Regions from separate parts of the Homo sapiens genome. Here region 2 is linked to region 1. A link is an interaction called in ENCODE POLR2A ChIA-PET data of the cell type or tissue named here. Cell type or tissue: GM12878. All regions are shown on one strand. Links, peaks and the distances in the headings refer to the core of each region. The heading gives the core; the rest is flanking DNA. Region 1 overlaps NUMB (NUMB endocytic adaptor protein). Region 2 overlaps NUMB (NUMB endocytic adaptor protein).

Region 1 (16,019 bases), core at 13,248-15,747:
CCGCACTCCAAGCATGGGCGACAGAGCAAGACTCTGCCTCAAAAAAAACAAAACAAAACTCATTCCTCCAACTCCAACTCATTTCTCCTAAGGATAACATTAATTATACTGATGAAATAAAAGAGCAGTGTAAGAATCTTTCCACCTACCATGTATATCACCAACTTGTCATTTTCATCCTTTTTCAATTTATTTTTAAAAAGTGGTTTCAGCTGGGCATAGTGGCTCACATCTGTAATCCTAATACTTTGGGAGGCTGAGGTGGGAGGATCACTTGAAGCCAGAACTTGAGACCAGCCTGGGCAACATAGCAAGACCATCTCTATAAAAATAAAAAAGTAGCCAGGTGTGGTGGTACTTACTTGTGGTCTCCCAGCTACTCAGGAGGCTGAGGTGGGTAGATGACTTGAGCCCAGGAGTTTGAGGCTGCAGTGAGCTGTGATCACACCACTGTGCTCCAGCCTGGGTGTCAGAATAAGACCCTGTCTCTAATGAAAAAAGAAAGAAAGAAAGAAAGAAACAGTGGTTTCTACTTAAAGAAACAAAGCCTGGAGATAGGTAGATAGCAATTGGTTATTTCAGTTGCCTTTTACTGTACGTAGCTTTTATATTTAGGAGAAAGTCATCTTACAGTGTGCTGAGCTTGTTACTATTTCTGTGCCATTTTCCATTTTATGTTCCTTCACCAATTTTTTTCGTGTTAAGATTACCTGTGCATTTCTCTTCTGGTACAAGTTTCCTGATTTAGTAATTTGTAATAGATCCACTGTATGTTGCTATTTTCTTCAGTGTCAGAACCTGCTTAGTTGCTATATTGGTTTATATCTACCCATAATAAAAGGTTTTAAGGAAGATAATAATTTTAAAATACTAAGCTGGATATTTATAGTGTAGAGTAATTACTTGAGAAAGTTATACTTTCATTTTTCACTTTTGGTTAGCTTGATCCTTCTGCTCAGATTTCACCAATTTAAATTCCAAGTTACTAAAGTTCTGTCCATGTTAGATCGGTTTTCTTTGAAAAAAAAAGGATTTTTGTCTTTATTGTGAAACTTTTTCATGATACATTTGTCAGTGTGAATTCTACCTATAACTGAAATTATTATTAAAGTAGAAAGTGTTAGAGCAGCGATGATAAAATAATTCTGAATGTCTGAACATCTGTGTTGCCACTTCCACATTTTTATTAGTTCCTGAAGCATGTTTTTTTTTTGTTTTGTTTTGTTTTGTTTTTGAGATGGAGTCTCGCTCTGTCACCCAGACTGGAGTGCAGTAGTGTGATCTTGCTTGGCTCACTGCAACCTCTGCCTCCTGGGTCCAAGCAATTCTCCTGCCACAGCCTCCAGAGCAGCTGGGACTACAGGCGCATGTCACCACGCCCGGCTGATTTTTGTGTTTTTAGTAGAGACGGGGTTTCACCATGTTGGCCAGGATGGTCTCAAACTCCTGACCTCAGGTGATCCACTGGCCCTGGCCTCCCAAAGTGCTGGGATTACAGGCATGAGCCACCATGCCTGGCCAGCATGTTGTCTTTTTAAAGAGGTGTTTGTGCCACTAAGATGTATGTAAATTCTTTTTTTTCTTTGTTTCTTTCTTTTTTGAGATGGAGTCTCACTCTGTTGCCCAGGCTGGAGTGCAATGGTGCGATCTCAGCTCACTGCAACCTCCACCTCCCGGGTTCAAGGGAGTCTCCTGTCTCACCCTCCCAAGTAGCTGGGATTACAGGCACCTGCTACCACACCCGGCTAATTTTTATATTTTTAGTAGAGATGGGGTTTCGCCATGTTCGTGAGGTTGGTCTCGAACTCCTGACGTCAGGTGATCCACCCTCCTCGGCTTCCTCCCAAAGTGCTGGGATTATAGGCTTGAGCCACTGTGCCCGGCCTGTATGTAAATTCTACATTTGATATTTAATGTAGTTTTTTTTCAGTCCTTTGATTAGTTAACTGCGGCCTGATGGCCTAGGGTACTGGTTTCAAGTAGACAGTTTTAGGGCAGACAGTCTTCTCTCAGCCATGTTTATCTTCTTTTCTTAAAAGTGCTCAGAAATCTTAGTTTATATGGTCAGAATGAAAGACTCAAGTTTACAAATAATATGGAAGTATTGGCCAGGCGCAGTGGCTCATGCCTGTAATCCCAGCACTTTGAGAGGCTAAAGTGGGCGGATCACCTGAGGTCAGGAGTTCGAGACCAGCCTGGCCAACATGGCGAAACCTCATCTCTACCAAAAAAAATACAAAAAAATTAGCTGGGTGTGGGGCCATGCACCCATAATCCCAGCTACTCGGGAAGCTGAGGCATGAGAATCACTTGAGCCCAGGAGACAGAGGTTGCAGTGAGACTAAATTGCTCCACTGCACTCCAGCCTGGGCGACAGAGTAAGACTCGTCTCAAAAAAAAAAAAAAAAAAAAGAAATGTGGAAGTATTGCAACTATAGAATTTGTGAGAGGAAGGCTGGGCTTAATTTCAGCTATAGGCATCTCTAATCATTAATATTTCAGTACCTGACTTAAATAACTATAATGTGGCAAACTATAATGATGTACAAGAACCCACACCCAGAAGTATGAACAAATACAAGAATTCGTATTATCTGTTTTCTTCCCCTCTTCAGAGAGATCAGAGGCCATGAAATATGACAAATATGATTCCTTACTGATACATTAGTACAATACTATAAAATTATTAAGGCCTATCTCAAAAAGCACAATTTTTTTTATTTTTTTTTATTTTTGAGATGGAGTCTCGCTGTGTCACCCAGGCAGGAGTGCAGTGGCGTGATCTCAGCTCACTGCAACCTCTGCCTCCCAGGTTCAAGCAATTCTCCTGCCTCAGCCTCCTGAGTAGCTGGAATTACAGGCACGTGCCCCCACACCTGGCTAATTTTTTGTATTTTTTAGTAGATATGGGGTTTCAGCATGTTGGCCAGGCTGGTTTCGAACTCCTGGCCTCAAGCGATCCACCTGCCTTGGCCTCCCAAAGTATTGGGATTACAGACATGAGCCACCACACCCGGCCACACATGTTTTTATAACCATATAATTGGGATGTGTGTGGTGATTTACACCTGTAATCCCAGCACTTTGGGAAGCCAAAGCAGGAGGATCGCTTGAGCCTAGGAGTTCAAGGCTGCAGTGAATTATGATTATGTCACTGTGCTCCAGCCTAGGCAGCAGGGCAAGACCCTGTCTCTACAAAAAATTGTTTAAAAATTAGCTGGGTATGGTAGTGCACGCCTGTAGTCCCAGCTACTGGGGAGGCTGAAGTGGGAGAATTACTGGAGCCCAGGAGTTCAAGGCTGCAGTGAGCTGTCCTGTGCCACTTGTATGGCAGCCTGGGCAACAAGGCAAGACCCTGTCTCCAAACAAACAAGCATATAATTGGGCCAAGAAAATGTTACATTTCCCTGAATATTGTAAGGAGACTAACTGGAGAACAGTCCCATTCTAAACTGACCTTTTATTTTTCCCTTCTTCAGTCTTCCAACCTTGAAGTAGTCCTATCTGTTGCCTCAGATACTGAACACTGCAGGCTACAATTATACAATGAGCAGATTGATTAAACTGCAAATTTAAATATCTTAGGATTGTCAGTGCCATTTGGCAATGTTGTATATCACTGGTCAGCTGTCTCCTGTTTCCTACAACAGATATTTAGCGTATTTTTTCTTTCAACAAATATTTCTTGAACTGCTACTCTGTTCCAGATGTTGTTCAAGTTCCAGGGATACAGCAGTGAATGATAGATGGAAGAAACCTTGCCCTCATGGAGCTTACCTTCCAGCAAAATACTAAATGTTACATGAGGGTTGGTTAAATATGAGCAGTTACTGTTGCTGGTGAATGACTCTTCTACCAATTTGCCTGGAACAGCCCTATTATAACACCCATTTATCAGTTTTAATAGTCATCTCTCCTTTTTTTTATTGTACTTTAAGTTCTAGAACAATGAGAACACTTGGACACAGGTAGGGGGACATCACACACCGAGGCCTGTTGTGGGGTGAGGGGAGGGGGGAGGAATAGCATTAGGAGATATACCTAATGTAAATGACGAGTCATCTCTTTCATTTTCAAAGGGTTCCCAGTTTGTAGAGTAAATTATATGACCGTCCTTGTTCTAAACCTTTCGTATACATTAATTCGTTTAATCTTCACAGTAACCCTATGAGGTATATGAGATTATTAACATCATTATACAGATGTAGAAAGTGAAGCATAGAGAAGTTAAATTAACCTGCCTTTGATCATACTAGGAGTAACTTGCAGAACCAGAATTCAAATCCAAACAACAGCTTGGTTCCTAGTCACCGTACTAGACTGCCTCCATACTACTGTTCTAAATCTTTAATATTTTACTCTGCCTGTCGTCTTTCCTCTCCCCAGCAAAGTAAAGCAGGTAAATTAAAACCATAAATTCACAGATGAATTTATGGTTCTCCAGAGTGAATTTCCTCCACTTGCTACTCCCTCCTTTACAAATCTGTCTTCATCTCTACTCGGCCTCACTTTATCCCTCCATTTCATAGGAATGGACATCTCTCCTCCTGTCTAAAACTTGTATTCTAGCCCCATCTCACCCTGCATTTTGTTGGACTTTGTTCTCTAAATTACTCTTCTCTTTTTCTTGGGCCTTCCGTTTCCATTGTTCCACTGGCTTTTCCCATTCAGCACGTGAAGAGGATGTCATTGTTGAAAATGTATATCACTCTTTTAAGAATTCTGCTTTACTATTGGGAGAGGTTTTTAAAAGTTTATTAATAATATAATGATGATAATGGCTACTAATTGTTACCCTATTTAAATTCCAGGTACTGTATATAATATCTAATCCTTTTAACAAACTACAAATATTTTACGGATGAAGAGATGGAAGCTCAGTGGGCTACATAACTTTCTTAGCTTATGAATAGTAGCGCTGAATTCAGTCTCATATTTGTCTTAATCCAAAGCCCATTCTATTTCAAGTATAACATGCTAGTTTATCACAATTCTTACAGACTTCCCTTGATGCTCTGCCTGTGTCTTATTGCCCTGCAGCTCTCCTTTTTATAGAAAAGCTTTGTAAAAAAAAGTATTTAATACTTGTAGACTCTTCTTGCCTTTCATTTACTTCTCGACCCATTCTAGTCTAACTTCTACTTCTGTATCACGATCCTCCAAAGAAACAGAACCGCTAGGAGATATGTCATATTATATGACATATATATGTCATATCATATATATGACATGACATATGTCATGTCATATATATGACATATATGATACATATATGACATATATATACATATTATCTATTTTAAGAATTCACTCGTGATTGTAGGGGCTGGCAGGCTGGCAAGTCTGATACCTGTAAAGCAGGCCAACGGGCTGGAAACTCAGGCAGGGTTTCTTCTCCAGGAAACCTCAGTTTTTGCTCTTGAGGCCTTCAACTGATTGGATGAAGCATACCCATACTACCAAGGCTAATCTCCTTAACCTAAATTCAATTCATTGTAATAATATTTACAGAGTAGCTTCTAATTTGCCCATAGAATCAAGATCAAAGTCCTTATCAGGAATAGAAGGCCTTCTGTGATTAGGCCTTTCCTACTCTATCTCCCATTACGCCTTTCCCATTGCCAAGTCTACTTACCAAGCCATACTGAAATATTTATAGAGCCCCAGACTTGCCATGTTGTTTGCTTCCATGTCCTGTACTGCTGTTTCTTCTGCCTGGCATGTCCAGTACCTCTGTTACTTCCCTGTCTCCCTACCCCTACCTAAGCATCAAGAAAAATTATTCCAGCACCCAGTTCAGTCTTCTCCTTTGTATAACCTTCCCCAATTCCACAAAGAGATTTGATTATACCTTTTTTCTGACATCATTGTACCTTGTTCTCAGCTCTACTGTAGCATTTACCTACGGTATTCTTTATTTTTTGTCTGATTGTTGCCTTTCAGTAACCTTCCAGGTATTTCCACTGGCTGGCATATTATAGGCACTCATCAAATTTATGGTGGTGGTGGAGATGATGAGGCCGAGTGGATCACAGGTTATTTCAGTAAGGCCATGTCCTCATATCAAGTTTTCCTGGGCTTGGATCACTTATAGAGGAGAATGGTAGTTCTAAAAGTCTCCCTTGTCGCTTCTAGAGGCTGCTGCGCCAACCTTAGCACCAGATTCCTTTTGATCTATACTTTTTATGATAATCTGATACCTATTCTCAGCCTTCATATTGCTTTTGTTTTATTTTGCTGTATCCTTGAGGCAGTTAAAAAGAAAGGACACTGTTAAATTACTATTACATTCCATCACAGGAGGAATTATGCATCAGCTTGTTCTCATGTGATTCTCATGTGCCAAAAAGTATTTTCTGAGCCAATAAAAAGAAAATTATTTTTTCAGTAGTTTTTAAATCTTCCTGTGTCCCCAAAATGTCTCCATGAATTTAATGTCAAATTAAAAACCAAGCCAAGGCTGGGTACAGTGGTGCACACTTGTAGTCCTGGCTACACGTGGGGCTGGGACAAGGGGATCACTTGAGCCCAGGAGTTCAAGGCTGTAATGCTTTATGATCATACCTGTGAATAGCCACTGCACTCCAGCCTGGGCAACACAGTGAGACCTCGTCTCTAAAATTATTAGAGGCTGGGCACAGTGGCTCACACCTGTAATCCCAGCACTTTGGGAGGCTGAGGCAGGCGGATCACTTGAGGTCAGGAGTTCCAGACCAGCCTGGCCAACATGGTGAAACTCCGTCTCTACTAGAAATACAAAAATTAGCCGGGCATGGTGGCAGGTGCCTGTAATCCCAGCTAGTCGGGAGGCTGAGGCAGGAGAATCACTTAAACCCGGGATGGGGAGGTTGCAGTGAGCCAATATCGCATCACTGCTCTCCAGCCTGGGCGACAGAGTGAGACTCTGTCTCAAGAAAAAAAAAAAATTATTAGGAAAAATGTCTGTGTTAACTCTGAGAGAACAAATAATGGCTTTTTAAAGACTGTTAATAGAATAATGAAGACTTACTGTGTTTTTAACGTGAAAATTTTAGGTGACCAAGGGTCCTGCTATAACATACTGGGGGTCATAGGATAGTAGAATGGTCAACATCTCAATTTAGACATGTTACTTCCTGCTCTAAATACACTTGTGGACGCTACTTGTGGTGTAACTCCTTATGTATTTAATAATTATCTGACTCTGGTTTTCTTGGTTGATTTTTTTAAATGGGTGAAGAATCTAGTTATGAATTCTTTGCCCTTTATGGAATGTGATATCTTGGTTTTTATTCCATCTGTTACTTCCCTTTTACTTAATTTTATCTTATTGTTTTGCGTTGTGTTTCTAAAATAATGGCTTTGGCTTGTTTTTTCCTGAATGTTTCTGCAGTTTGGTTTGAGTATCTGGGTTTGGGCACCACTCCTGAACTTGGACTCCATCTGTACTTGTGACTTTTGGAAGGCAGAGTCAGTGTTTTCTGTGGAAGATGACATTTTTTTAATATTATATATGTGTATCTCCCCCTCCCCTTTTTGGTTTCTCTTAAAAGACTGGAAAGAAAGCAGTTAAAGCAGTTCTGTGGGTCTCAGCAGATGGACTCAGAGTTGTGGATGAAAAAACTAAGGTAAGATTCTTTATTTTTATTTTGATTTATTTTATTTTTTTTGGAGATGGAGTTTCACTCTTGTCACCCAGGCTGGAGTGCAATGGCACGATCTCGGCCCACCGCAACCTCCACCTCCCAGGTTCAAGCGATTCTCCTGCCTCAGCCTCCCTAGTAGCTGGGATTACAGGCATGTGCCACCATGCCCAGCTAATTTTGTATTTTTAGTAGAAATGGGGTTTCTCCATGTTGGTCAGGCTGGTCTCGAACTCCTGACCTCAGGTGATCCGCCCACCTCGGCCTCCCAAAGTGCTGGGATTACAGGTGTGAGCCACTGCGCCCGGCCTCGCCTGGCTAATTTTTGTATTATTAGTAGATACGGGGTTTCACCATGTTGGCCAGGCTGATCTCGAACTCCTGACCTCAGGTGATCCACCGGCAGCCTCCTAAAGTGCTGGGATTACAGGAGTGAGCCACCACGCCTGGCCTAAGGTAAGATTCTTATAAGCTTAAATGGGACTGCTCATATGTTTTTTAAAATCTCTAATGATCAAATATAATACCCTTAAGCTGTTGAAGGGTATTATATTGTTGAAGCTTTATCCTTCCACTTAGTCCAAAGTACAATCTCCTGAGAGACTATTTAACGTTCAGGAAACCACTTTAGTTACTCATTTACTTTATGAGAAATAGTATTCTCTCAACATATTGTTCTACATGACATAGCATGTCTAAGGTACTAAGCATTAGCATTTAGTGTTAAGATCTGAGTTCTTTTTTTTTTTTTTTTGAGATGGAGTTTCACTCTTGTTGCCCAGGCTGGAGTGCAGTGGCACGATCCCAGCTCACTGCAACCTCCACCTCCTGGGTTCAAACGATTCTCCTGCCTTAACCTCCCAAGTAGCTGATTACAAACACAGACCACCATGCCCCGCTAATTTTTGTATTTTTGGTACAGATGAGGTTTCACCATGTTGGTCAGGCTGGTCTTGAACTTCCGACCTCAAGTGATCCACCCGCCTTGGCCTCCCAAAGTGCTGGGATTACAGGCATGAGCCACCGCTCGTGGCCTATTTTTGTTCTTATATATTTTTTAATAAGTTTCCACTCTCACAAATTTGATACAATAGATGATAGACTATCCTTTTACCATGTTTTAAAATTAAAAAAAGATGGACTCCACATCTGAAATTTCTTCTTGCTCTGAAGAAAACACTATTTTAAGAAAATGATATTTGAACTAATTAACCTGGCTTTTGACTCAAAACTCAATTTAAGTGACATCTTAAGGACTAGTGAATGGCTCTTTGGTTAACATTTACTTAGAATCCAAATAATATCTCAAATCATAGGTACCATTTTGCATTTGAGAGACAGTGATCCTAAATGCCTAAATAAGAATAGACACACAGCTCTACCCCTAGAAAGCATAGGGTGTTATATAAGTACATTTAATTGTTAATTAAAATTTCCTAGAATACCTAAAGTCAGGAAGAAATTTAACAAGAAGATAATTAAAAAAAAAAAATTCAAATGCCACTGAAAGGGGAGAAAGTCTGGCAGGTAAAAAGCAGTTTTGATAGGCAACTTGCCTGGTAAATTTCAAGTGGTTTAATATAGCTGCATTTTAGTTATTTGACCTTATTACATTGCATACTTTTTTTTAAGTTCAAGAGAAGCAATAGTCTTCACTTTTAGTACATTACTGTTGGAAACAGTGATCATTTTAATTATTTTTTGGAACTTGTGTAGTTTTCATTAGTGTTTGGATGAAATTTGTTATACTTGAAAGCTATGTATTTAATTGTTTTATACAATAGTTGGAAAGTGATATTGCCCCCTTGTGGCTACTTACACCACTGGCATTCATTAGTTTAGTTTTTTCCACACTGAATAGTAGTAATTAGTAGTCATTGGTGGCTTGTCACCATTGGGACCATCTTCCCACCTTGTATTTCACTATAAGCGGGAACTAATACCATGTTGGGATCAGTATTGGTGATAACACCATGCCATGATCTGCACAAATTTTTATGAAACAGAAGCTGAAATCTGAAGCCCTTAACCTTTGAGCAAGAAGCTCTGTCAGATTGCCTTGCTATCCCACCTCTCAACTCATGTCTATCTTGATTCTGATAGTGTTCCTACCTTTTTTTTTTTTTTTTTTTTTTTGAGACAGTGCCTTATACTGTCACCCAGGCTGGAGTACAGTGGCACAGACATAGTTCACTGCAGCCTCAGCCTCCTAGGCTGAGATAATTTTTTTTTTTTTTTTTTTTTTAGAGATGGGTTCTCACTATGTTGCCCAAGCTGGTTTCGAACCCCTGGGCTCAAGCAGTCCTTCCACCTCGGCGTCCCAAAGTGCAGAAGACAGAATTTGAGGCAACAGTAGCCACTAGAAGGTAAAAAGAGAGGCTGGGCGTGGTGGCTCACACCTGTAATCCCAGCACTTTGGGAGGCCAAGGCGGGTGGATCACTTGAGTCCAGTAGTTTGAGACCATCCTGGCCAACATGCTGAAACCCTGTCTCTCCTAAAAATACAAAAAATTCGCTGGGCATGGTGGTGCGTGCCTATGGTTCCAGCTACTTGGGAGGCTGAGGCATGAGAGTCACTTGAACCTAGGAGGCAGAGGTTGCAGTAAGCTGAGATTGCATCATTGCACTCCAGCAGCCTGGGCGACAGAGCAAGACTATCTCAAAAAAAGAAAGTAAAAAGAGAATCCTGGAAATGAGTAAGCCAAAAAGGAGTAGTCCCAAATTCTGTTCATAAATTCTGCCCAAATCTCTGACCCTTTTAGCCATGTAGATTCAAGGCAGACTCCAAATAGCCCAACTAAGGATATAAAAACTGATATTTGATTACCTACGTATGGTGACATGCACCTGTAGTCCTAGCTCCTCGGGAGGCTGAGGCGGGAGGATGCTTGAGCCCTGGAGTTGAGGTTACAGTGAGCAGTGATTGCGCCACTGCACTCCAGCCTGGATGACGGAGCAAGACAGTCTCAAAAAAAGAACAAAAACGCCCTGATGTCTGAGGTGCTGTTCAAAAGATAAGAGTTTTCCATTTGAGTATAATCAAATTAGCTACCTGATAAAACCAAAAATATGACACTTCCAAGGAATGTAACGGAATCCATTCTTTCCACATACAACATTCACAATGACTACAATGCAGTTACTCAGCATACAACAAAACAGACAAGTCTGACTTATTCTCATCAAAATAACAATCAATAAAGACCTAACTTCAAGATGACTCAGATGTTGGAATTAGCAGACAGATTTTAAATGCCCGCCTTCACTATTTGACCAAGAAATAAATGTCTCTTGTATTTGAGTCATTGTATTGTTTTGTGTTTATAGCATCACCACAACTAGTACAGAAAATGGTACACTGAAGTAGACTGCTACCTTAACAGAAATGAAAACAGTGTATAGAAGGCATTATAACTATACTCAGTGACAGAAAGGAAATATGTTCATGTTGAATGAAGAGATAGAAATCTTGGCAGAGAATAGAAACTATGAAAAAGAAACAAATGGCTGGGCACGGTGGCTCGTGCCTGTAATCCCAGCACTTTGGGAGGCCAAGGCAGGTGGATCATGAGGTCAGGAGATTGAGACCGTCCTGGCTAACACAGTGAAACCTGTCTCTACTAAAAATACAAAAAAATTAGCCGGGCGTGGTGGCACACGCCTGTAGTCCCAGCTGCTTGGGAGGCTGAGGCAGGAGAATTGCTTGAACCCGGGAGGCAGAGGTTGCAGTGAGCCAAGATCGCGCCACTGCACTCCAGCCTGGGTGACAGAGTGAGACTGTCCAAAAAAAAAAAAAAAAAAAGAAAAAGAAACGAGTGGAAATTCCACACCTGAAAAATACAGTATCTGAAGTAACTTCACTGGATCGGGTATATATAATGTAAAAAAGCAAGGTGCAGAACTGTGTGTATGTGTGTGTAGTGTTCATTGTGTAACGAAGTTAGCATAAACATGACTATTATATGTATTTGCTTATATTTGGGAATAAACCCAAAGGATTTTTTTTTTATCCAAAGGATTAAAGATACTGATTTACATATATTGTTGAATGTGGAATCTACCATGAAAGAGATGTAAAACTAGAATCAACAAGCATATGCTTTAGAACATGTAGTTGAGAGAGGTATCTGGGCAAAGTGCCTCTTGGGATGTCTGCTGAGTCCAATTCTCAGTATTTAAACTGCTGGACACAGATCTAGGTATTCCATAGCCTAGTTGTATCAGATGTATGGATTGTGCATCATGAAATGAACATCCTGTGTTCTGAGAAGCTCAGATAACCTCATAAGTCTTCTCTTTCTTTGTGTGTCGTATTTTCTAGGACCTCATAGTTGACCAGACGATAGAGAAAGTTTCTTTCTGTGCCCCAGACAGGAACTTTGATAGAGCCTTTTCTTACATATGCCGTGATGGCACCACTCGTCGCTGGATCTGTCACTGCTTCATGGCTGTCAAGGACACAGTGAGTCCAGCAAATATGTATTTCATGATGAGTATTCTCAGTTAGCTGGGCTCTTTCTGGGTTTGCTCAGCCAAGCGGTTTCTACTACATTTTTAACAAGTACTTGGAAGTGCCTAAACTAGCCTACTTTCAGCTCCTTTTATTCAAATAGTTCACACTCTTGATGTAACCCCAGGAGTTGCAACTCACTGAACAAAATGATTGGCTGAAACCAAAGATCATTAAAGGAAGGTAAAAATGGTCTGGTGATAGTGGTTGCTAAACTTTATTTGAAACTTTTAATTATTGGAAGTATTTTCAGGGTTCTTAAATGTATTTGTTGGCTAACATATATGAGTATGGTATTAAAAATGTATTTGCATAGAGACTACTACAAATGAAAGAAGTTGGCTGGGCCTGATGGCTCACCCCTATAATCCCAGCACTTTGGCCAGGGCAGGAAGATCACTTGAGACCACAAGTTGGAAACTAACCTGGGTTACATGGCAAGACCTCATCTTTACAAAGTTAAAGAAAAAATTAGCCAGGCATGGTGGCACATGCATGTAGTCCTAGCTACATTCTACATGCCTTGGGAGGCTGAGGCGAGCAGAACACTTGAGCGTAGGTGTTGGAGGCTACAGTGAGTCATCGTGCCATTACACTCCAGCCTGGGTGACAGAGTGAGACCTTGTCTCCAAAAACAGAACAAAACAAAAAAACAAAACTGAGTTGGAGTATACTTTCAACTATTATAAAAACAGAAATACCGGCCAGGCACGGTGGTTCACACCTGTAATCCCAGCACTTTAGGAGGCCGAGGCAGGCGGATCACGAGGTCAGGAGTTCAAGACCAGCCTGGCCAATATGGTGAAACCCCGTCTCTACTAAAAATACAAAAAAATTAGCTGGGCGTGGTGGTGCATGCCTGTAGTCCCAGCTACTCGGGAGGCTGAGGCAGAAGAATCGCTTGAACCCAGGAGGTAGAGGTTGCAGTGAGCTGAGATTTGTGCCACTGACTCCATCCTGGGTGACAGAGCAAGACTCTGGCCAAAAAAAAAAGAAAAAAGAAATACTGGCCGGGCATGGTGGCTCACACCTGTAATCCCAGCACTTTGGGAGGCCGAGGTAGGCAGATCACCTGAGGTCAAGAGTTCAAGACCAGTCTGGCCAACATGGTGAAACCCTGTCTCTACTAAAAATGCAAAAGTTAGCCAGGTGTGGTGGCGCATGCCTGTGATCCCAGCTACTTGGGAGACTGACTCAGGAGAATCGCTTGAACTCGGAGGCAGAGGTTGCAGTGAGCCAAGATTGCACCACTGCACTCCAGCCTGGACGACAGTAAGACTCCGTCTCAAAAATAAAACAAAAATAGGCCAGGCACGGTGGCTCACGCCTGTAATCCTAGCACTTTGGGAGGTTGAGGTGGGCAGATCACTTGAGGTCAGGAGTTGGAGACCAGCCTGGCCAACATGATGAAACCCTGTCTCTACTAAAAATACAAAAATTAGCCGGCTGTGGTGGCGGGTGCTTGTAATCCCAGTTATTCAGGAGGCTGAGGCACGAGAATCGCTTGAACCCAGGAGGCAGAGGTTGCAGTGAGTCAAGATTGCACCACTGCACTGCAGCCTAGGTGACAAAGCAAGACTCCATCTCAAAAAAAAAAAACAAAAAACAAAAACTAAACAGAAATACTAAGTTACGGTAGAATGAACAACGCTAGAAATTGTTGCATGATAGAAGTTTTGTTTTAAAATAGAGAATAATTTCATTCTTTATGTAAATTACCCAGCATTTTAACATGAAAGACAAGTCTCTTTTAAATGACAATGATTTTACTATAAGTTGAGCATTTCAAATCCGAAAATCTGAAATGCTCCAAAATTCTAAACTTTTTGAGCACCGACATGACACTCAACAGAAATACTCATTGGAGCATTTTGGATTTTGGCTTTTCGGATTTGGGATGTCAGCTTGTTAAGTATAATGCAAATATTCCAAAATCTGAAAAAAATCTAAAATCAGAAACACTTCTGGTCCCAAGCATTTCAGAAAAGAGATACTCAAACTGTATGTACAGCAAGTGTCGAGACAGAATAGGCAGTATAGCCATTCGTGAAGGTTACAGGTCAGTAAAGCTCTTGCCAACGTTTAATCTGGAAGATAAGTAGTGGCCATGGTCTAAAAATTGACCAAAATTGTTTAAAGATCTTTGAGACATTGGTGTAAACAAATGCTAAGAGCTCAGGCTCTGAGTCAGATATGGGTTTCAGTTCTGATTCTGGTTCTTACTAGCTGTGGGATTTGGGGCAAGTTACTTAACATTCTCTGTCTTGGTATACACTTCTATAAATGGAGAAAGTGGTTGTGAATACTAAATTGGATAAAGATTATAAGCACACTTAGCATAGGTTCTGGGCCACATTACTCCAAAAATTTTAGCGAATATTGTGTAAGCTGTCCTTCATTGGTTTGACACAGGTGCTTTGAAATGAGTTGAAGTAACAAAACTGTGCTTTTGTCTTCTGTTTCTCAGACCCTAAGTAAACCACAAACTGGGTATATTTTGCTATCACTACACTTTAAAAATCTGGAGTTCAAGAGTTTCCAGATAATAACTTAAAAACCATTTTGTTGTCAAATAGTGGCCCGGCAGCCTGTTTGAATCTCCTAGGCCAATAGTTCTACTGTATCAAAATCACCTGGAGGACTTGTTTTAAAACATAGATTGCTGGGCCCCATCTCCAGCGTTTTTCATTCAGTGAGTTTGGGGTTGGTACTTAAGAATTTGCACTTAAATGTTCCCAGATGATGCTGTTGGTTGGGGATGAGGTCACTCTTCAACAACTTCTGCCCTAGGCCTAGGAGAAAGAATAAGCAAGCTTCCTTGACCTGTAGCTCTGTCCTTATAATAGACCTGCGTTCAAATGCAAACACATTCTAAGAATCTTTCAGTACTCCTGTTTCATGCTTTAACATCTGGCCTAATGTCATCCTACTGGGAAGTTAGATGGAAACTCATGTGGATTCATAGAGTAATTCTATCAGTCTTTAAATAAGTAGTCAAAAGTTTTTTTAAAAAGTTTAAAAATTTTTAAAAAGTAGTCAAAGGTAGTAAAATCTTAGGGACATAAAGCATTTTAAACCTTACCTGTCCTTATGATAACTAATACTGTCATGCAAAATCCAGTGAGACGACTTGTTCAGAGCCGTGTGTAGGAGCAGCTGCCTACGTGATGTGATTTTGAGAACACCACAAAAGACTTCCTGTTCCCAAATATCTCTTCTCACTGTGAATGATGCCAACAATTATTGTACCATCTCTAGCTTTTTTATTCCACAATTAGCAAAATGGTCTAAAATACAGATAACCCTGCTAAAAATCATCCATTGAATTTATTAAATTGACTCTGGGTAATCCAGTGTATCTATATAAAGCAGTGTTTTGTTTATATACGTCCTCCACTCCTCCCATACACAAACCAGTTTTATCTGCTTAATTCTTTTATAAGTAGACAGTGTGGATGAAAACATGCTTTCACTTTTGCCTGTGTTTGGTTGGGAGGTAGAGTTGGGAATTAGAGCTAGAGGAAGATAGGAAGGGTATGGGGGAAAACCTAAAAGCACGGAGGGCCATAAATGAGGAGGGTTGCTTAGAGGGGGGATTCAGAAAGGGGAGACAGCAAAGCTTTTGTCTCATTGTTAGTTTTGTTTGTTTGTTTGTTTTTTGAGACAGGGTCTCATTATGTCACCCAGGCTGGAGTGCAGTGGCACAATTAGAGCTTACTGTAGGCTTAAGTGATCCTCCCACCTCCCAAGTAGGACCACAGACACACACCACCACCACACTCGACTAATTTTTTCTTTTTCTTTTTTTTTAATTATTATTTTTTTTGAGACGGAGTTTTGCTCTTGTTGCCCAGGCTGGAGTGCAATGGCACGATCGTGGCTTACTG
Region 2 (16,019 bases), core at 7-2,506, 95 kb before region 1:
GCTTGCACCCCTGATCCTGGTTAATAACAGTTCTTCTTAAATCACTTTGAACTATTAAAAAAAAATAGGAGGTTCCTAGGACTTTCATGGTAATATTCTAGAAAAGCCCGCTAGTTAAGGTTGTCAGACAGCATTTTATCAGTGTACAATACTTCAGAATCTATAGATATTGAAATAAAAGTACTTATTTGAAGTAAGTAACTGTGGGCCTTAACTATCAAACTCATTTTCTCCATTGCAACGAATTTTTCAATTACTCCGATCATTACTACCATCCAAGTTTTAGAGCTGTGCCTTTCATTACAGAAGCCACTAGTGGGCAGGCACGATGGCTCATGCCTGTAATCCTAGCACTTTGGGAGGCCGAGGCTGGTGGATCACTTGAGGCCAGGAGTTGGATACCAGCCTGGCCAACATGACGAAACCCAGTCTCTACTAAAAATACAAAAATTAGCCGGGTGTGGTGGCACATGCCTGTAATCCCAGCTACTCGGGTGACTGAGGTACAAGAATCGCTTGAACCTGGGAGGCGGAGGTTACCGTGAGCTGAGATCATGCCACTGCACTCCAGCCTGGGCTACAGAGCAAGACCCAATCTCAAAAAAAAAAAAAAAAAAAAAAAGGCCACTAGCCATATGTAGCTATTTTGATTTAAATTAATTAAAATTAAATCTCTAGGCCAGGCTCAGTGGCTCACACCTATAATTCTAGGACTTTGGGAGGCAGGAGGATCACTTGAGCCCAGGAGTTTGAGATCAGCTTGGGCAACAAAGCGAGACTCTGTCTCTACCAAAAAAAAAAAAAAAAAAAGAATTAACTGGTATGCACCTATAGCTCCAGCTACTAGAGGAGGATGACTTGAGACCAGGAGGTCAAGGCTGCAGTGAGCTATGATCATACCACTTCCAGCTTGGGCGACCAAGTGAGACCCTGTCTCTAAAAAAATAAAATAAAATAAAACTTCAGTTCCTCAAACTAGCCACATTTCAAGTGCTCGCTGGTTAATGGCTACCATATTGGATAGCATAAATATTGAACATTTTCGTTTCAGAAAGTTCTGGGCCAGGCATGGTGGCTCATGCCTGTAATCCCAGCTACTCAGGAGGCTAAGGCAGGAGAATCGCTTGAACCTGGGAGGCAGAGGTTACAGTGAGCCGAAATTGTGCCATTGCACTCCAGCCTGGGCAGCAAGAGCGAAACTCCGTCTCAAAAAAAAAAAAAAAAAAAAATTACAGTTATTTGGCTGGGCATGGTGGCTCACACCTGTAATCTCAGCATTTTGGGAGGCCGAGGCAGGAGGATCACTTGAGCTCCAGAGTTCAAGACCAGCCTAGGCAACATGGCAAGACCTCATCTCTAACAAACAAACAAACAAACAAACAAAAAAGCCAGGCGTGGTGGCACGTGCCTATAATCTCAGCTACTTGGAAGGCTGAGGTGGGAGGATGGTTTGAGCCTCGGAGGCAGAGGTTGCAGTTAGCCAAGATCACCCTATGGCACTCCAGCGTAGGCGAGAGAGCCAGACCCTGTCTCAAAAAAAATTATAGTTTTTTAATTTTATGCATGTATTTCTTCTTTCTTGTATGTATTGTTGATTCTTTCCTGTGTTACTGTGCTTCCATCTGGGATTATTTTCTTTCTTCATAGACTGCACTTTTCTTTTAAGTGTAAGTCTATTGGTAATGAGTGTTCTATTTTTGTCTGAAAGCATTTTTAGAAATTTTGTCTTAAGCCAGGTGAGGTGGCTCAAGCCTGTAATCCCAACCTTTTGGGAGGCCGAGGCGGGTGGATCATGAGGTCAGGAGATCGAGACCATCCTGGCTAACACAGTGAAACCCCGTCTCTACTAAAAAATATAAAAAATTAGCTGGGCATGGTGGTGGGCCCCTATAGTCCCAGCTACTCAGGAGGCTGAGGCAGGAGAATGGTGTGGAGGAAGACTCCGTCTCAAAAAAAAAAAAAGAAATTTTGTCTTAATTTTAAAAGGATAGTTTTATTGGGCATAGAATTCCAGGTTGGCAGTTCTTTTCTTTCAGCATTTTAAATATATCATTTTATTGCCTTCTGACTTCATTGTTTCTATTTTATTTATTTATTTTTTTGAGACAGAGTCTCACTCTGTCGCCCAGGCTGGAGTGCAGTGGCATGATCTTGGCTCACTGCAACCTCTGCCTCCTGAGTTCAAGCGGTTCCTCTGCCTCAGCCCCTCCCAGTAGCTGGGACTATAGGCGCGTCCCACCATGCCTGGCTAATTTTTGTATTTTTTGTAGAGACAGGGTTTTACCATGTTGGCCAGGCTGGTCTCGAACTCCTGACCTCAGGTGATCTGCCCACCTCAGCCTCCCAAAGTGCTGGTATTACAGATGTGAGCCACCGTGCCCAGCCCCCCATTGTTTTTATTAGAGAAGCAATGTCTTCGGTTTTTAGCAGTTTTCAGTAAGATGCTTACGTGGTTTTCTTTCATGCTTTTTATGATTTTCATCATTTAAGATGTTTCAGGTCCGGAGATCCTCTAGGATCTGTAGCTTGATGTCTTTTGTCAGGTTTGGAATATCTCTTCTGATATTGCTTCTGTCTCATTCTTTCAGTTCCCTCTGGGATTCTAGATAACTGTATGTTAGATCTTTCTCTGCATCTCACATGTCTCTCATGCTCTTTTCTGTATTTTCTATCTTTTTCTTTGTGCTCCATCTAGATATTTTCTGTTGACCTTTTTTCTAGTTCAGTTAATGTTCAGTCTGCTATTAAAAGCATCTGCTATATTGTTAGTTTTATATTATGTATTTTTTAGTTCTCGATTTTCAATTTAACTTTTTTTTTGTTTTCATAGATTCCAGTTCTCTGGTGAAATTCTCATCTTGTCCTCTATTTTCCTGAACATATTAATCACAATTATTTAAAGTCTGTGTGTGGTAATTAACAATGTCTGGATCCCTGGATCCCCATTTGATCTTTCTCTTTTTTTATTTTTTGAAGACAGAGTTTTGATCTGTCACTGAGGCTGGAGTGCAGTGGCACAATCTCAGCTCACTGCAACCTCTGCCTCATGGGTTCAAGTAATTCTTGTGCCTCAGCCTCCCAAGTAGCTGGGATTACATATGTGTGCCACCACGCCTAGCTGATTTTTGTATTTTTGGTAGAGACAGGGTTTTGCCATATTGGCCAGGTTGGTCTCAAACTCCTGCCCTCAAGTGATCTGCCCACCTCAGCCTCCCAAAGTGCTGGGATTACAGGCATGAGCCACTGTGCCCAGCTCCTATTTGATCTTTTCCTATTGTCTTCTTTTTTTCTCTTGATTTTCAGTCATTTGGTTCTGTCTCCTAGCATTCCTGGTCATTTTAAAAATGAATGTCAAACATCATATATGGGAAATAATAGAGGCTCTTTATGATGATACTGTTCTGTAGAGAGGATTTGTTTTTCTCCTCTCTGATGGTAGTTAAAAGTAGGAGTAGATGACATTGTTGTAATATGGACTTGAGATGATCTGAGGCTTTGTTTTATGGTTCTCAAGGGCTGGTTTAAATCTAGTTTCCACTTCAAGAGTATTGTATTTCAGAGGTACCAGAGGTACCTAGGGTATGTGTCAGGGCCTCTCCTTCTTGTCAGGCCCTGGACTCTTAATTTTTCTGTGAGACTACCTAAAGTTCTGCTTACTTTTTTTTTTTTTTGCTATAAAAATAGGCACTTTGGCTGGGCGCAGTGGCACTTTGGGAGGCTGAGGCAGGTGGATCACCTGAGGTCAGGAGTTCAAGACCAGCCTGGCCAACATGGTAAAACCCTGTCTCTACTAAAAATACAAAAATTAGCCAGGCATGATGGCATGCGCCTGTAATCCCAGCTGCTCAGGAGGCTGAGGCAGGAGAATCACTCGAACCCAGGAGGCGGAGGTTGCAGTGAGCCAAGATCGTGCCATTGCACTCCAGCCTGGGCAACAAGAGCAAAACTCCATCTCAAAAAATAATAATAATTTTAAAAAGGCACTTTGCCTCCGCATGTTGGGATTCAGTAAATACCCCAAGGGCAAAAGCAATATAGCATGTCCAGGCTGTCTTTTCTGTGATTGCTTTTTTTCTGGGATTTTAGCGCCACAAATCTGCCTGTCTTGGTAGCTGTGAACTGTAATTTCTGTCGCTGTGAGGTTTCCAAAAGCTCTGGTTTGAAGCTGGTTGCCCCAGCAGAAACAAAGCAGTGGAGAATGTCAAGCTTAACTCTGCATTTTATTTTTCTCTGGTATTTTGGCCTGTCTTCTCTTACTTGCATTATTTATTTGTTTTTATTAATTACTTATAATTATTTATTACTATTTATTCATTTTTAAACAATATTAATTTATAATAAAACAGTATTAAACAATTTTAAGCATATTTTAATCACTGCAGTAAGGCAAACATATGAGGATTCTGCCTTCATGCAGCTTATATTCTTGTAGGGAGGAAAGGTGCCTTTATTTAAAATTGTGATAAGGAGATGTACAGAGTGTTATGAACTTCTTATAGTGGTAGCTGGCTTAGTTAGAGTGGGGGATGGTCAAGGACAGCTACTTTGAGGAAGTAATATTTGAGCAGAGCTCTGAGGATGAGTAGAATTAACTTAGGGAAAAATAATGGGTTGTTAGAACTATGTATGGCTTAGAGACCTTGAAGGGAAAAGAAGCATGGCAGGTTTAAAGCATCAAAGAAGCTTGGTCTGATGGGCAAGGGCTAAATCGTTTCAAGCTTTATAAGCCATATTAAGGATTTTCTTACCTTTTTTTTTTCTTTTTCTTCCAATTCTGTTCTGATCATTGGTCTGACTCTAATATACCTTCTCTTCAGTGTTTTCTGTCCCAAGACAGAGAGATTTATCTAGTTATTTATTGTATAGAAATATATTAGGTACCTTTCATAGACAAGGTTCTAAATTAGGTACCGAGGTTGATTAAAGACAATGTGGAATGCTGCCTTTAGATTTAGACAAACCTGAGTTTAAGTATTAGTTGTCTTATTAACTGTGTTTCTTTGGAGCAGTTATTTAATATCTCTGAACCTGAATTTTCTTGCTGGTTAAATACTAACAATAAAAGTGATAATAGAAGAATTAAAAGAACTAATTGAGGTCGGGTGCAGTGGCTCATGCCTGTAATCCCAGCACTTTGGGAGGCTGAGGTGGGCAGATCACTTGAGGTTAGGAGTTTGAGACCAGCCTGGTCAACATGGTGAAACCACGTCTCTACTAAATACAAAAATTAGCTGGGTGTGGTAGCACGCACCTGTAATCCCAGCTACTTGGGAGGTTGAAGCAGGAGAATTGCTTGAACCTGGGAGGTGGTGGTTGCAGTGAGCGGAGATCGTGCCACAGCACTCCAGCCTGGGTGACAGAACAAGACTCTGTCTCAAAAAAAAAAAAAAAAAACTAATTGATGAATGTGCCCAATCAGTGGTGGTGCTTATTAGTATTATCATACAACTATAAAACACAAATTCTACTTTCAGGGTACCTAAGATCTATGGGATCATGGCATACACCAATAGTTACAATATAACAAATAGTATAAGAAATGAAAAAAATTGGTGATTCAGAGGGAAGAGTTACTACATTCAGAGTTGGGGGTTAAGACTATTTAATGATGAAAGTGACATGTGTGCTAGAGTAGGAACTAGCTTGTCATTAAAAAAATTTAGTGTGACATGTAACTATCTCAGTCATAAACCTTTACATTTTATCAGGCTAACAAACTTTTGATTTGTTCCCTTCAACCTGCTCCTCCTTCTGTCTGCTGCATCTCACAATAAATGGCAACTCCATTCTTCCGATTGCTCAGGTCAGCAATCTTAGAGTCATCTTTCACTCTCACTCTGTATTTCCAATTCATTAACAAAATCCTGTTAGTTCTACCCATAAGATAACGTCCAGAATCCTACCATGTGCAGAGGTCTTGGAAAATGACTGTGGATTATTGTAAACCTACTCATTTGGCAATTTCTGTTGCAGCTAGGCTTCAGATGCGGTTTCTCCTGGAGCTGGGGGCGCAAACAGGAAGTGGACCATCTCCCTGACATACCTCTACTGTTGTCACTCTGGTCCAAGCTATTGTCACCTCTCATCTGGATTAATTTAATAGTTTTCTAACTGGTTCCCTGTTTTATGATCTATTTATAATACAATAACCAAGGTGATTCTTAAAAAACATAAATCTCGTTATTCCTACTCTCAGAACCCTTTAGTAGCTTTTACCTTATTAGGAACAGAAGCCCAAGTACTTGGAATGGCCTCTGAAACTTTCTGAAACATTCGGCTTTCTTTCCAACCTCATTTCCTCGCCTCCCTTCACTTAGTATATTGTACCCACATCATCTCCTTGTTATTCCTCTAACACTGCAACTTCCATCTAAAGGACTTGTACACTTGCCTCAGGACCTGTACACTTGTTCCTTCCACCTGGAGTGCTCTCTTCCACCTATGTACTTGGGCTTGCCCTCTTACTACTCAACTGCCTTTAGATCTGTTTGCTCAAATATAACCTAACAAATGAAGCCGTCTCTTAACTATTTATTTAGAAGAGCCGCCTCCTTTCTACCCTGTTCCCCAATCCCAACACTTTCTTTTCTCCAATCCTACTTGATTTTTCTTTATATGTCTCAACATATTATGTATTTGTTTCTTCATTATTTTGACAGTCTCTCCAAATAAAGTGCAACTACCGTGAGGGTAGAGGGTTTGTTTCATTCTCTGCTATATCTCTATAGAAGAATACTTATCTTGTAATTAGTTGTCAATACATAATTTGTTGAATGAATGAACATGTTTTCTGGTTCAAGTAATAATTTTTTTTACAAAGTTCATTAAAAATCATTTTTAAATTAAATTAAAAAGCAACACTTACGTGCTTTCCCCTGATGAAGGAGGAGGAAGTACTAGTTTTTTGAGAAATGATTTTTGATAAGATTTAGAAATGTGAGTTGCTTGATAGTTCAGGTAGTTGAGTTAATTGGGTAAAATGCCATATATAAAGGGCAAATGTATATGGTTCCATTGCTCCTTGATCATGGAGAGGTCTTTTTAGCCGCCTCTTTGAATCTGGTGGCAATTTTTAAGAAAATAGACTTTATTTTTAAGAGGAGTTTTAGGTTCACAGCAAAATTGAGCAGAAAGTACAGAGAGTTCCCATATTTCTTCTGCCCCAATATAGGCACAACCTCCCCACTATCAACTTCCAGCACACATCTTTATTACCCAAAGTCCATAGTTTACTTTAGGGATAACTCTTGGTAGTGTACATTCCCTGGATTTGGACAAATATGTAATGACATGGTCTGCCATTATAGTATAGTACAGAATAATTTCACTGCCCTAAAAATCTGTGCTCTGCCTGTTTATCTTTCCCAGACCCCTTACCCCTGGCAGTTACAGGTCCTTTTACTGTCTCCATAGTGTGACATTTTCCAAAATGTCATGTAGTTGGGGTCATACAGTATGTAGCCTTTTCAGATTGGCTTTTTTCACTTAGTAATATGCATTTAAGGTTCCTCCATGTCTTTTCATAGCTTGAAGTCTTATTTGTTTTTTAGCACTGAATAATATTCCACTTTTTGAATGTACCACAGTTTGTTTATCTATTCACCTGCTGAAGGACATCTTGGTTGCTTCTAAGTTTTGGCAATTATGAATAAAGCTGTTGTGAACAACTGTGTGCAGGCTTTTGTGTGGACATAAGTTTTCCACTCATTTGGATAAATACCAAGTAATGTAATTGCTGGATTGTATGTGAAGAGTATGTGCAGTTTTGTAAGCAACTGCCAAACTTTTCTAAAGTGGCTGTGCCATTTTGCATTCCCATCAACAATGAATGAGGGATTCCTGTTGCTGGAACTGCTTCTCAGAATTTGGTGTGGTCAGTGTTTTGGATTTTGACCATTCTAGTGGGTGTGTAATGGTATCTGGTTGTTTTAATTTGCAGTTCCCTCATGACATATGATAATTTCTTTTCATATGCTTATTTACCATCTGTATTTCTTCTTTAGTGAAATATGTTCAAGTCTTTGCCGATTTTTAAATCAGGTTGTTAGTTTTCTTACTGTTAAGTTTTAAGTTTTTTGGTATGTGTGTGTGTGTGTGTATGTGTGTGTGTGTGTGTGTGTGTGTATGTGTATATATATATCTATATGTATGCATGTGTGTGTATATATATCTATCTCCAGGCTGGTGGCAGTGGCGCAATCTCAGCTCACTGTAGCCTCCACCTCCTGAGTTCAAGCAAATCTCCTGCCACAGCTTCCCAAGTAGCTGGGATTACAGGTACCCGCCAACACACCTGGCTAATTTTTGTATTTTTGGTAGAGACAGGGTTTCGCCATGTGGGCTAGGCTGGTCTCGAACTCCTGACCTCAGGTGATCTGCCCGCCTTGGCCTCCCAAAGTGCTGGGATTACAGGCGTGAGCCACCATGCCCGGCCCTATATTTTGGATAATAGTTTGTTGTTGTTGTTGTTTGTTTGTTTGTTTGAGACGGAGTCTCTGTCACCCAGGCTGGAGTGTAATGGCATGATCTCGGCTCACTGCAACCTCCACCTCCAGGGTTCAAGTGATTCTTCTGCCTCAGCCTCCCAAGTAGTTGGGATTACAAGCATGTACTACCAAGCCCAGCTAATTTTTGTATTTTTAGTAGAGATGGGTTTCATCATGTTGGCCAGGCTGGTCTCGAACTCTGGACCTCAAGTGATCTGCCTGCCCCCCTTGGCCTCCGAAAGTGCTGGATTACAGGCATGACCCACTATACCCAGCCTGGATAATAGTCCTTTATCAGACATGTTTTCTGCAAATACTTTCTCCCAGTCTGTTGCCTGTCTTCTCATTCTCTTGACTGTGTCTTTAGTAGAGAAGAAATTTTAAATTTTAATGAAGTCCAGCTTATTAATTATTTCTTTAATGGGTTGTGCCTTTGGTGTATATTTTAAAAGTCATTGCCTTACCCAAAGTCATCTAGATGTTATCCTATGTTATCTTCCAGGAGCTTTATAGTTTTACATTTTACATTTAGGTCTGTGATCCATTTTGAGTTAATTTTAGTGAAGGATGTTAAGGTCTATATCTAAGTTCTTTTTCTTACCTTTTCTTTTTTCTTTTTCATTTGGGTGTCCAGTTACTACAGCACCATTTGTTGAAAAAGACTGTCTTTTCACCATTGTGTTGGCTTTGCTCTTTTGTCAAAGATCAGTTGACAATAACTAACTAAATAAATATTTTTATTTATAGAGATGGGAGTCTCACCATGTTGTCTAGGCTGGAGTGCTGTGGATTCACAGGCACAGTTATAGCACACTGTAATCTCAAACTCCTGGACTCAAGCAGTCTTCCCACTTCAGTCTCCTGAGTATCTGGCATGCCAGGCACACTCACCATACTCAGCTCCAGTTGACTGTGTTTATGTGGGTCTGTTTCTGAGTTCCATTGATCTATTTGTCTGTATTTTTGAAATACCATACTGTCTTGATTACTGTGGCTTTATAGTAAGTCAGTTTTGAAATTGAGTAGCATATTGAGTTGGCTATTCTGGGTCTTTTGCTTCTCTTTATAAAGTTTATTTTTATTTTTACTTGTTTTTTTTTTTTCCATATAAACTTTAGAATGAGTTTGTCAGTATCCACAAAATAACTTGTCGGGATTTTGACCAAGTTGGGAAGACCTGACATTTTGACAGTATTGAGTCTGCCTATTCATGAACATGGAATGTCTCTCCATTTATTTAGATTTCTTTAATCAGTTTTTTCATTTTTCTTGTGTAGATTTTGAAAATATTTGATTAGACTTATACTTAAGTCATTTTTGGAGGGTGCTAATGAAAATGGTATTATGTTTTAATTTCAAATTCAGATTGTTTATTACTGGTATATAGGAAAGTGATTGACTTTTATATATTAACCTTGTGTCCTGTAACCTTGCTATAATTGCTTATTAATTCTGGAAGTTTTTTCATTGATTCTTTCAGGTTTTCTACATGGGAAGTCTTGTCATTTGTGAACAAAAACAGTTTTCTTTCTAACTTTCCAGTCTAAGTTTTATTTCCTTTTTTTGTCATATTGCATTAGGACTTCCAGTATGACGTTGAAAAGGAATGATGGGAGGAGACATCCTTTTCTTGTTCTTGATCTTAATGGGAAGGCTTCTAGTTTCTCACCATTAAGTGTGATGTAGCTGTAGGGTTTTAAAAATGGACATGCTTTGTCTTGTTGAGGAAGAATCTTTGTGTTCCTAGTTTGTATAAAATTTTTATCATGAATGGATGCTGGATTTTGTTAAATGCTTTTTCTGCATTTATGGAGATGATCATGTGATTTTTGTTTTTTAGCCTGTTAATATGATGGATTATATTAATTGACTTCCACATGTGAAACCAGCCTTGCATACCTGAGATAAACTGGACTTGGTCATGGTGTATAATTCTTTTTATATGTTCTGTTTTCAATTTGCTAATATTTCTGGTCACATTTTTTATTAATAGCTTGGTTGCATCCCTTCATGGCATGCTGATCAAATACTCAGTTAAAACTTTGAAAAATGGCATATATGTTGTATGATAGAATTGAAGTCTCATTTTTTTTCTACAGGCTGGATTTGGCATAGCAATATGGAATTTAATATGCATTATATAAAGATTTTTTGAGAATCAGTTTAATATGCATAGTTAATGACACACATTACCTGGGATTTTGATTCCAGCTCTGCTACTTAGAGGCTATGTTACCTTGAACAAGTTACTTAATCTCTTTATGTCTCAGTTTCTTCATCCATAAAATGGGGATTGTTGTAAAATATAAAAGAAGTAATAAACATAAGTCTCTTAATAGCTGGCACATAGTAAGGGACGATGAAATGTTATCTGTGATTATTATAAAATTCTGTACTTGGGTGCAAACAAACTCAATTTTTTAGGACTTGACTGATATGATTTAGGACAACTAAGAAAGACTAGATATCTTAGTCTTTTGTTGATTGTAAAGTCAAGGAAATGATAGTGTGACTTGAATAGGATAAAAGTTAATATAGGCCAGGCTGACAAGTCATTTATAATCTCTTGAAGCCAGAGGCAACACCTTAGCAAATAACTTAAAGGTTAGAAGAACAAGGTTTCTAGGCCAGGCGCAGTGGCTCACGCACTTTGGGTGTCCGAAGCGGGCAGATCAGCTGAGGTCAGGAGTTCGAGACCAGCCTGGCCAACATGGTGAAACATCATCGCTACTAAAAATGCAAAAATTAGCTGGGCATGGTGGTGGGCGCCTGTAATCCCAGCTATTCAGGAGGCTGAGGCAGGAGAATCGCTTGAATCCAGAAGGTGGAGGTTGCAGTGAGCTGAGATCATGTTGGACTCCAGCCTGGGCGACAAGAGAGAGACTCTGTCTCAAAAAAAAAAAAAAAAAAAAAGTTAATGTAACTTAAAGGGCTAAAAAAAAGTTTCCTAAAAAAGTATTTGGTTAGCAGTTCTGATGTTGCCTATGCCAATCTCCCACTATAATAATTAGAAGGAAAATAAACATTTAATATTTCTGAAATTGAGATGGGTGGAAAACCCTTTGCCAGAATCTAGGAGAAATATTCAATTACTTATGAAATAGAAGGATCTGGACAGAGAAAGAACCACCATTCCCAGATTTTGGCACAAGGTTCTCTGAAAGAAGGAAGGAAAATATTTTATGTCTTTCTTTCCTGTGGGCTATCCTTGGACCTGTAGACACAGGGTTGGCACCAGCTGGAAAATTGGGCAGCTAATTCTTCTTTGCCAGTGACTTTCAAGCCTAATAAAATATACAAAAGGAAGCTTTTGGCCAGGCGCAGTAGCTCACACCTGTAATCCCAGTGCTTTAAAAAGGCCAAGGTGGGAGGACTGCATGAGGCCAGGAGTTTGAGACCAACCTGGACAACATTGTAGAGAGAAAATTCTCTACGAACATTTTTAAAAAAAAATTAGCTGAGCGGCTGGGCGTGGTGGCTCACGCCTATAATCCCAGCACTTTGGGAGGCCAAGGTGGGCGGATCACCTAAGGTCAGGGGTTCGAGACCAGCCTGACCAACAATGGTGAAACCCCGTATCTACTAAAAATACAAAAATTAGCCTGGCGTGGTGGTGCATGCCTGTAATCCCAGCTACTAGGGAAGCTGAGGCTGGAGAATCGCTTGAACCCGGGAGGTGGAAGTTGAAGTGAGCCGAGATCACACTGTTGCACTCCAGCCTGGACAACAAGAGCAAAATTCCATTTCAAAAAAGAAAAAAAATTAGCTAAGCATGGTGGTGTGCATCTGTAGTTCTAGCTACTTGGGAGGCTGAGGTGGGAAGATCTGTTGAGCCCAAGGAGTTCGAGGTTACAGTGAGCTGTGATCCTGCACTGCATCCTAGGTGACAGAGTAAGACCCTGTCTTTAAAAAAAAAAAAAAAAAAAAGGAAGCTTTCCTTTCTCAGTGAGGCCTAACTCAAACATTCTGATACTGCAAATTATGTTTCTTCTTCCTGACCCTATTTCTAAACTCCTTTACCTTGTTCAAAATTTTTCTACAGCTTTAAGGTTTTATAACTAGCTATATAATTTACTTATGTTTATTGTTTGTCTCCCACACAACTAGAATGTAAGTCCCATGATGGATTTGTTCACTGAAGTATCCTAAGCACCAAGAACAGTGCCTGGCAAGCATAGACACTCAATAAATATTTGTGAGTTGAATGAACAAAATCTGAGGCTAAAGCCCAATATATTATACTAGTAAAAGCATAGCAGCTTTAACTGAAGACAGGGCAGGGACTTATAATTCTACCTACTGGGTCCTGCCCTTGCACCTTGTGGCATCACTACAGGGAGCACAGTTTGAAGCTACCTTACAAGTAATGATCTATGAGGTTGCTGAAATAGGGTTCACCCATTTCATTTTATCCCTTCTTTCTGTATTACCCAAAGACAGTGATTCCTAGGAAACAGCTGGGCCTGGGTGGGGTGTTGGTAGATGCTTGCAGTGGCTATGGAAAGGTTCATTTTTTATGGGAAATATACTTCCTAAATTGTAAAGCTCTATTCCAACGTCAGTGAGAGAGAGAATCCTGGTTACAATTTTTATGACATCAGTTGAGAATGTCATGCTAATGTTTTATGAAAAACAAAAAATCAATAAGGATAGGGATAAAACCCTAAAAGTATAAACAGAATCAGATGAACCTAACTGTATTTCACCTCCACTTAAAGATAAGTGAAATGGTATACTCTTAAACTCAAGGTGAACAGAAATATAAACAGTAATGAATATATAAACAGTGATGAATAATGAAATATAATGAAATGAATATAACATATTGAAGATATATAATACAATGAATATAATGAAATGAATATTGAAATATGAACAATAGTGAATCCTAGTTTCTAGGCTTTTCTTTTGTAGTGGTATGAATTAGCAATTTTGAAACTGTTTTTTGTCAGTTCTAGGACTGAACAAATGAGTAAGTGTATTGAGGATAATGGGAGTCAAGTTTTTTCATTGTTGGAGAAAGGAGTTTTATATATGGAAAAGAGAAAAGGCTGAAATAAACCCTGTGATGTTGGATTTGAATTGGAAGTTGTGGTTTTTAATATCTATTCATATCTATGCAATAATATTAATCTATATTTAAATATTAAATATCTGTATAAATATAAATACACATATATGTATATTTTCATATAGATATACATATATAGGCACATATATGTGTGTATGCGTATACACTGACATACACATTTATATATATATATATAAAAGGTTATATATATATATATAAAAGGTTATATATATATATATATATATATATATATATAAAAGAAATATATATATATTCCAACTTTGTTTGCTAAGAGGACCTAGAAGCAATTACTTCACCTCTTTTTTTTTGAGATGGAGTATTGCTCTGTCACCCAGGCTGGAGTGCAGTGGCATGATCTTGGGTCACTGCACCCTCCACCTCCCAAGTTCAAGTGATTCTCCTGCCTCAGCTTCCCAAGTAGTTGAGATTACAGGCTCCTGCCACCATGCCTGGCTAAATTTTGTATTTTTAGTGGAAACATGGTTTTTACCATGTTGGCCAGGCTGGTCTTCAGCTCCTGACCTCAAGTGATCCTCCCACGCCTGCCTTCCAAAGTCCTGGGATTACAGACGTGAGCCACTGAGCCTGGTCACTTCTCCTCTTTCTTAACCCATTTGTGCTGCTGTAACAGAATACCTGAGACTGGGTAATTTATAAAAACCAGAATTTTATTTTCTCACAGTTCTGGTGGCTGGAAAGTCCAAGATCAAGGTACTGGCAGGTCCAGTTGTCTGTTCCGGAGAAGAGGAACACAGTGTCTTCACATGGCCAAAAAGTGGAAAAGCAAGCTAGCTGAAGCTGCACGAAGCCTTAATCCCATTCAGGAGGGAGTAGCCCTCCTGGCCTAATCACTCCTTAAGTGCTCCACCTCTTAATACTGTAACATTGGTAACACTTGAATTTTGGGGGGGACCTATTCAAGTCATAACACCCTGTAACAATTAACACACATAACTAAGAACATATTTCAATATGGACTGTAGACATATAGTAAGTTTTTTTTTTTTGAGATGGAGTCTTGCTCTTTCTCCAGGCTGGAGTGCAGTGGCGCAATCTCGGCTCACTGCAAGCTCCACCTCCCGGGTTTAAGTGATTCCTCTGCCTCAGCCTCCTGAGTAGCTGGGATTGCAGGCATGCACCACCACGCCTGGCTAATTTTTTGTATTTTAGTAGAGAAGGGGTTTCACCATGTTGGCCAGGATGATCTCGATCTCCTGACCTTGTGATCCACCCACCTCGGGTCTCCCAAAGTGCTGAGATTACAGGCGTGAGCCACTGAGCCCGGCTGTTATATAGTAAATTTAACATTGGTACTGATTTGCTTAGCTATATTATGGTTATCTAAGCAAATATTCTTGTTCCTAGGAGAACATACAAAAATATTTAGGACTAAAATGGTATATAGTGTGTTTGCAGCTTACTCTCATATGGTTCAGAAAAAAATGTATGAGATGGACCTGATGCGGGCTCACGCCTGTAATCCCAGCACTTTGGGAGGCCGAGAATGGGAGTCCAGGAGTTCAAGATCAGCCTGGGCAACATAGTGAGACCCCATCTCAAGAAAAAATGAACGAGAAAGAGAATGATAAAGCAAATCAGATGAAATGTAAATAATTGATGATCTTTGCAAATTTTCTTTAAATTTGAAATTATATAAAGTTAAAAATTTACCTAACATTTTTTCATGTATCTTAGTTGTAATCCAATTTGACTTCATTTATAGAATTCACAGAAATGACAAAAAATTATTTAAAGAAAGTAAAGTAGCAAAGGAAATGCTGATCATGCAGAAAAATTTCAAATTGTTGGCATACAGAGAAGAACCTGATTTTTTTTTTTTTTCTTTTTGAGGCGGAGTTTCACTCTTGTTACCCAGGCCGGAGTGCAGTGGCACAATCTCGGCTCATCGCAACCTCCGCCTCCTGGGTTCAAGCAATTCTCCTGCCTCAGCCTCCTGAGTAGCTGGGATTACAGGCATGTGCCATCACGCCCGGCTAATTTTTGTATTTTTAGTAGAGACGGGGTTTCTCCATGTTGGTCAGGCTGGTCTCGAACTCCCGACCTTAGGTGCTCCACCCACCTCGGCCTCCCAAAGTGCTGGGATTACAAGCGTGAGCCACCACGCCTGGCGAGAAGAAACTGACTTTTTTGTTTGTTGTTCTGTCATTGCATAGTAACCTCAAGCACCTCATGTTCTATATTTATTTGCTTTAAATATTTTTAAAATAGGTAGTTCAAAGATTTCCTAAACATTTCTTATTTAGTAAGTTTTCTTAGGAAGGGGCACTTTGTAAAAATTAGATGGCCTTTGTTCTAGACAGTTGTACCCTTTTATATTGGTGTTAATCCATTAATCCTACTCATGTGGGCAGAGCCCTCATGGTCTAATTATCTCTTAATGGTCCCACCCCCCCCACTACCATTACAATAACAATTAGATT

The links. Peaks named below come from ENCODE experiments on the same cell type or tissue, not always from the same donor. Only the 100,000 strongest peaks of a DNase experiment are listed, where the experiment ranks them.
Region 2: POLR2A ChIA-PET joins it to region 1 with 8 read pairs; 5 of 35 experiments call an interaction of 5 or more read pairs at or near these places.

Annotation. Positions count from the first base shown.
Region 1 is chr14:73,288,799-73,304,817 of GRCh38, reverse strand. It overlaps NUMB (NUMB endocytic adaptor protein), which reads left to right. Exons shown (of 13, transcript NM_001005743.2): 7 at 7,533-7,607; 8 at 11,944-12,084. Among named protein-coding and RNA genes, the nearest start is that of PAPLN-AS1, 51 kb to the right of the region's middle. In GM12878, for the core only: no CTCF peak of the experiment used is centred there; a DNase peak (open chromatin) is centred at 14,337; H3K4me3 peaks cover 1,292 bases; H3K27ac peaks cover 1,188 bases.
Region 2 is chr14:73,370,100-73,386,118 of GRCh38, reverse strand. All of the region lies in intron 2 of NUMB (NUMB endocytic adaptor protein), which reads left to right. Among named protein-coding and RNA genes, the nearest start is that of NUMB, 80 kb to the left of the region's middle. In GM12878, for the core only: no CTCF peak of the experiment used is centred there; no DNase peak of the experiment used is centred there.